Regions from separate parts of the Homo sapiens genome. Here region 1 is linked to region 2. A link is an interaction called in ENCODE POLR2A ChIA-PET data of the cell type or tissue named here. Cell type or tissue: Panc1. All regions are shown on one strand. Each heading gives the region's core, and the rest is flanking DNA. Links, peaks and the distances in the headings are about the cores only. Region 1 overlaps SLC35D4 (solute carrier family 35 member D4). Region 2 has its middle 59 kb from the start of CABLES1.

Region 1 (2,912 bases), core at 230-2,729, 230 kb after region 2:
TTAGCTCACTTGAGTTCGGATGCCTGCCATCAGGCACTTCGTTCCACTTCCCGTGTCCTTTTCCCCACACGCTTCCTAGTCAGCCCCCTGTACTTAGCGGTGCCTCTGAGCCAAGCATTTGGTGTAGAAAAGGCTAAGTCTTAGTCTGTTTTGGAGGTGAGAATGTTCAAAGAAGCATTTAACTTCCAAATTCTTCAAAAGGGAGGCGCACAGCCAAGGCCGCCCTCATCTCTCTCCAGGGAAGGGGTATATTAAGAAAACTCATTTCCATTTTGTCTCAGCAGTGCAGAACTCGTCTCCAAGGTCAGATGTGCTCATTAACCTGTTCTCGGATCCTCCAGATAAAAACTTATCTGTCACCCAGCCTTTGTCCAATGCACCATCTCTCCGTCCTCACCTAATGCTCCCATCTTTCTGATCCATGACACATTCTAAGAAACCAGGTGCATCCTGGGGAAAGGAGTGATTAAATCATTAATTAATTATTTGCAAATATCTAGAAGCCAGAGGAGAGGGAAGAGGTTACCTCCACATCTCTCAAGGCTGGAAATTCCAGAAAGGTGTCTCAGGAATGGCAGCCACAGGACTCAGACCCCAGAAGTGCCTCGAACCCCCCAGCACCAAGAGAGTGTGTGAACCAGTGGCCCCGCTCTGTCCACACTTGGAATGTCTGCTTAAGGAAAGATGTTTCTGGCTTCCAGTCTTCCACATCCTGCAGGTCAAAACAGCTTCCATGGGGAAGGTAAGCTTAAGAAACTGCTTTCTTGCAGTGAGAGGTGGGATGTAGGCCAGGTTGGGAGAGGTTCAGCTACCATCTCCCTCAAGGGGATTTCATGTGCTGTCTTGGAGGCCTCTTTGGGTCTCCAAGCTGGGAGCAAGGCAGCAGACAGACAAGCAGAAGGAAGGAGTATGTTTATGAACCTCATCGTCACGCATTACCATCTCAGAAAGAAGTCTGGAACTACAAATACAGAATTCTCATGATAGGATATAAACATGGTGAGATTTTGGAACTTTTCTTTGTAGTTAAGTCATTTGGTATCACTTTCTGCCTCGCTTTATTGATTTGTAGCAAAAACCTTGATTACAAAAAAAGACCTGGGTATTGTCCTCAGGGGCAATAAAGAAGTAGAAGCCCAGCCAGACAGACAATTACAAGAATACAAAGGATAGGGAAAGAGATTTCTCTAAGTGGAGACTAGTGGTGGCTTTTTCTCAAAGATCATATTGAATGACAACTTTTGAGCTGATGCGCATGATGAATGTCCCTCTTTTCTCTTCCCTTTTTTTTTTTTTTTGAGACAGGGTCTCGCTTTGTCGCCCAGGCTGGAGTGCAGTGGCGTGATCTCAGCTCACTGTAGCCTCGACCTCCCAGGACTCAAGCACTCCTCCCGAGTAGCTGGGCCTATAGGCATACACTGCCACACCCAGCTAATTTTTAATATTTGTTTGTAGAGACAACGTCTCACTTTGTTGCCCAGGCTGGTCTTGAACTCCTGGGCTCAAGCAATCCCACCCGCCTTGGCCTCCCAAAGTGCTGGAATTATAGGCGTGAGCCACCGTGCCTGGCCCTTCTTTTTTTTTTTTTTATTAACATTTAATTTAGGACTTCTGCATCTATGGTCATAAATGAAGTGGACTAAAATGTTATTACCTCTCAATGCAATTGTCTGGTCTTGGAAACAATGTTGTACTAACCACATAAGTGAGTTCATCAGCTTCTCTGCTTATTATCCTGCAACAGTTATAGATGATCTTGACTCTGAAAGTTACCCGTGACTTGAAGGCCCCTGGATCTAGATCTCCTAGCTGGGGGTGATCTTTAATAGCTATTAGCCTAATCAAGTCTTCTCTTTCTCATTGTTGCATATTTTCCATTTTCACTTTTCCTCAAAATGTATTTCATCTAGGTCTCCCAATTCATTAATATTTAGCTGTTTGAAGAAATATTTTACATTGTTTGTGCCTGTTTGATTACCTTCCTTTTTTGTAATGTTTCTCTTCATTCCCCCCACCCCCTTCATTAGTCTTGACTGAAGTTAACTATGTTGTTAGTCATTCTTTCCTTTTGCAACTTCTTAGACATGGCCTGGGACGGTGCCAATGGAGATGTATTTCTTGGACTTGCTGAGAAAGGCTCCATCCCACTGATGGATGTTGGCTGTGCTGGCAGCTCCGCATAATGGAACACTTCGCTTGATTTATAAAGGACCCAACTTGTCATTTCTATGTCCTCACCATTGTCTTTATTGTCCTTGCCTGTTTTTACCCGCTGTTCAAGGCCTTCTTTGATTGGCTTCTCTCCTTGTTCTCTGACTGCCTAACTCAGGTGACTTTCAGTCCAGCTGGTAAAAAGGGACAACTGCCCTGTCCCCCACCATACCCACAGCCTGGGATTTGTGCCTCTGCTCCTCCGTGAGCCTCTTTAGCTTAGGAGGAATCCTGTCTGCCGTGAGATAGATAGCTGGTCTGCTCATTCCTCTGAAATGCACCTTTTGCCAAAAAAAACACATCTTAAAAATTTTAAACCAGCCCTTACTTGAAAAGAAGGTTGGTTTAGCAGCCACTCCGGTGCCTTCGCCGTCTGCCACTTCCTGGAAATGTTTGTATAGTCTCCTGCCTTCTCCTGAGTCACCTTTCCAAAATTCAAAATTCTCAAGTTTTATCACCTAAGGAACAAGTGTGCTGCTGCCTGAGACCCTTTATCTTATTTCTGTAGAGAATGTAGACTGAAGTTGTTTGCACCGTGGGACAACTGTGGGGTTGGACGGGCCCATTTTTAATCTATTCGGTACAGGCAAGACTCCTCTGAAAGGATGATGTGTTCTCTCCCCAGCACGTGGTTTCTACGTGCGTGATGCCCCACTACTGTCCTATTAATCAGTGATCTGTTTACAAGCCTATCTCCCCTC
Region 2 (2,912 bases), core at 269-2,768:
TACTGCATTTTTAAACCTGGGTCAAGCAAGACAGCTTTGCAAACATAACAAAATAACAACAATACAGTCCCGTAGTGTTAGATAGGGATTTTGCACGGGCACTGAGCCTTCCAGACAAACTCAAGGCTGGTGAGGCAGGTGATACCTACAGCCTGGAGGAGCCAACTCCTCTACGCATGCTACACACACAGGGGTGCCGTTTCTGGGCTGCAGCTCCAGGCTGGGGAGAGTTCCTCGCATGGATAAATGTTAGAGACAGTGTCTTACAAAAATGAAAAACGAAGTCAAGTTTTCTTCGCAGCTTCTATACATGTACCCAATGAAAATCAGAAAACCACAATTCTAATTCTTAGGCCGGGCGCGCTGGCTCATGCCTGTAATCTCAGCACTTTGGGAGGCCAAGGCAGGTGGATCACCTGAGGTCAGGAGTTCGAGACCAGCCTGACCAACATGGAGAAACCCCTGTCTCTACTAAAAATACAAAATGGGCCAGGCGCAGTGGCTCACGCCTGTAATCCCAGCACTTTGGGAGGCCAAGACAGGTGGATCACGAGGTCAGGAGATTGAGACCATCCTGGCTAACATGGTGAAACCCCATCTCTACAAAAACTACAAAAATTAGATGGGCGTGGTGGTGGGTGCCTGTAGTCCCAGCTACTCGGGAGGCTGAGGCAGGAGAATGGCGTGAACCCAGGAGGCAGAGCTTGCAGTGAGCCAAGATCACACCACTGCACTCCAGGCTGGGTGACAGGGTGAGACTCCGTCTCAAAAAAAAAAAAAAGAAAAACACAGTTCTAATTCTTATTGATACTCTTTTGTCTCAGAATGATAGAACGGAGAAAAAGTAGAGGTTTTTTTTTTTGAGACACAGTCTCACTCTGCAGCCCAGCCTGAAGTGCAGTGGCAGGATCACTGCAGACTCAACCTCCTGAGCTCAAGCAATGCTCCTACCTCAGTCCCCCAAGTAACTGGGACTATAGACACACACCACCACACCTGGCTACTTTTTTTCATTTTTTGTAGAGACAGGGTTTCACTTTGCTGCCCAGACTGTGTCTCAAGCTCCCGGTTTCAAGCAATCGTCCCACCTCAGTCTCCCAAATTGCTGAGATTACAGGTGTGAGCCACGGTGCCTGGCCAAAAGTAGGATTTTATAGTGATATTCCACAATCCTTCATCAAGTCTCATCCAAATCAATCTGTTTCTTCAAGATTTCACAAAATCATCAAATGCTGGGGCTGCAAAGGATTTTAAGTGTTATGTTCTAGTCGTTCACCAGAGATTCAGTTTCATCCCTACAGCGTCAAGGCTAAAAACTCTTGTGTTGGGATTTGACCACCTGAAATCATATCCTGGCTCTACCATTTCCTGGATGTAGGACTCTGAGAAATTTAAACTATCTCCAAGTCCCAGTTTCCTCATCTATAAAATGGAAACAATAATAATATCTACCTCAGGCTTGCTGTAATGAAGAAATGAAATAACGTACCCTAACGTCATGTCCAGCACCCAGCAACTGGCCAGTTAGTGTTCACTATTACTGTCAATTTTAGAAACGTTAGATACAAAGCACAAAATACTCTGCAGCACCATTAAGCCAAGGCGTCCCATTGGAGACTCTGGCAGTCTGTGCCTGCCAATAGCTAACTCCATTTTTTTTTTTTTTTTTTTTGAGACGGAGTCTCGCTCTGTCACCCAGGCTGGAGTGCAGAGGCGCGATCTCGGCTCACTGCAAGCCCCGCCTCCTGGGTTCACACCATTCTCCTGCCTCAGCCTCCCGAGTAGCTGGGACCACAGGCCCCCGCCACCACGTCTGGCTAATTTTTTGTATTTTTCGTAGAGACGAGGTTTCACCATGTTAGCCAGGATGGTCTCGATCTCCTGACCTCATGATCTGCCCACCTCAGCCTCCCAAAGTGCTGGGATTACAGGCTTGAGCCACCGTGCCCGGCCGCCACTAGCTAACTCTTGATCTGTAAAGCTAATTAACTGAGTATTTATCAGAGTGGGGAAAGAAAAAGGAATTTGAAGGGAGTGACAATAAAATTAATTTAAATATCGTAAATCCAATTCAGTAAATCCTTTCACTCAAGAGAAGTGAAGGCAGTGTTTCCAGGACACAGACAGGTATGCTTTGTGCACATGTGCTTCCCACTCCAGAAAGCAAGCCTGGCGTCCATGATCTTATGGTGTGTGGAGGGGATATCAACAAACTGGCTGCTCAGGAGCAGGGACCATTCCCAGCCTGGCATGTGTGTAAGTGAGAAAAGCAGGGGGCACCAGAGTCACAGGTTAAAAAAGTGGTTCAGCTTCCTGGAGCACTACTCTTCTGAAACAGAACGTAAATATTTGCATGCATTTTTTCAGACAAAATACACTACTTCAAAGAACTTTCTGGCATGCCATATTCCATCTCTAGCTGGGCCTCCAGTTCCGCAGGGACTGTATACTCTGTTCTGCCAAGGAGGGCTCTGGGGGAAGAGCTGGTGGTGCCCTGGAGTAGGAGAAAGATCACTGGACCAGGAGGCAGCGCGGGGAATGGCTGAGGTCTAGGTTCCATCCCCTCTGCTCCTCTAACCCCTTCTACTGTCACTAAAGGCACTATCTCAGCTCCTGCACTTAGCATGGCTTCCCTAAGTTACCCCAGCAGCCACCCAAGAAGGTGGCTAAGAAAGAAGCACTTCCTTCTTTCACGTAGAGTGATCTTTTGAAACCAAATTGACTCAGGCTAGAAACCTTCCATGAGTCCCTCTGGCTTCTGGAGTAAAGTCCCTGGCACAAGGCCCCTCACAGCCCAACTCCCAATGAAGGCTTTGCTATTCCACCACTCCCCATGCACCCCACATCCCTCAGCTCCCTCCCTGTTCTCCTCGCTTTTCCTGGTGCAGCTCCATCTGCCTTGTTCCCCAGTC

The links. ChIA-PET counts read pairs that join two places held together with the same protein. Peaks named below come from ENCODE experiments on the same cell type or tissue, not always from the same donor. Only the 100,000 strongest peaks of a DNase experiment are listed, where the experiment ranks them.
Region 1: POLR2A ChIA-PET joins it to region 2 with 13 read pairs; 4 of 35 experiments call an interaction of 5 or more read pairs at or near these places.

What each region holds. Positions count from the first base shown.
Region 1 is chr18:23,309,822-23,312,733 of GRCh38, forward strand. The region is part of intron 13 of SLC35D4 (solute carrier family 35 member D4); the gene reads right to left. Among named protein-coding and RNA genes, the nearest start is that of SLC35D4, 130 kb to the right of the region's middle. In Panc1, for the core only: no CTCF peak of the experiment used is centred there; no DNase peak of the experiment used is centred there.
Region 2 is chr18:23,075,308-23,078,219 of GRCh38, forward strand. No RefSeq gene overlaps it. Among named protein-coding and RNA genes, the nearest start is that of CABLES1, 59 kb to the right of the region's middle. In Panc1, for the core only: no CTCF peak of the experiment used is centred there; no DNase peak of the experiment used is centred there; H3K27ac peaks cover 117 bases.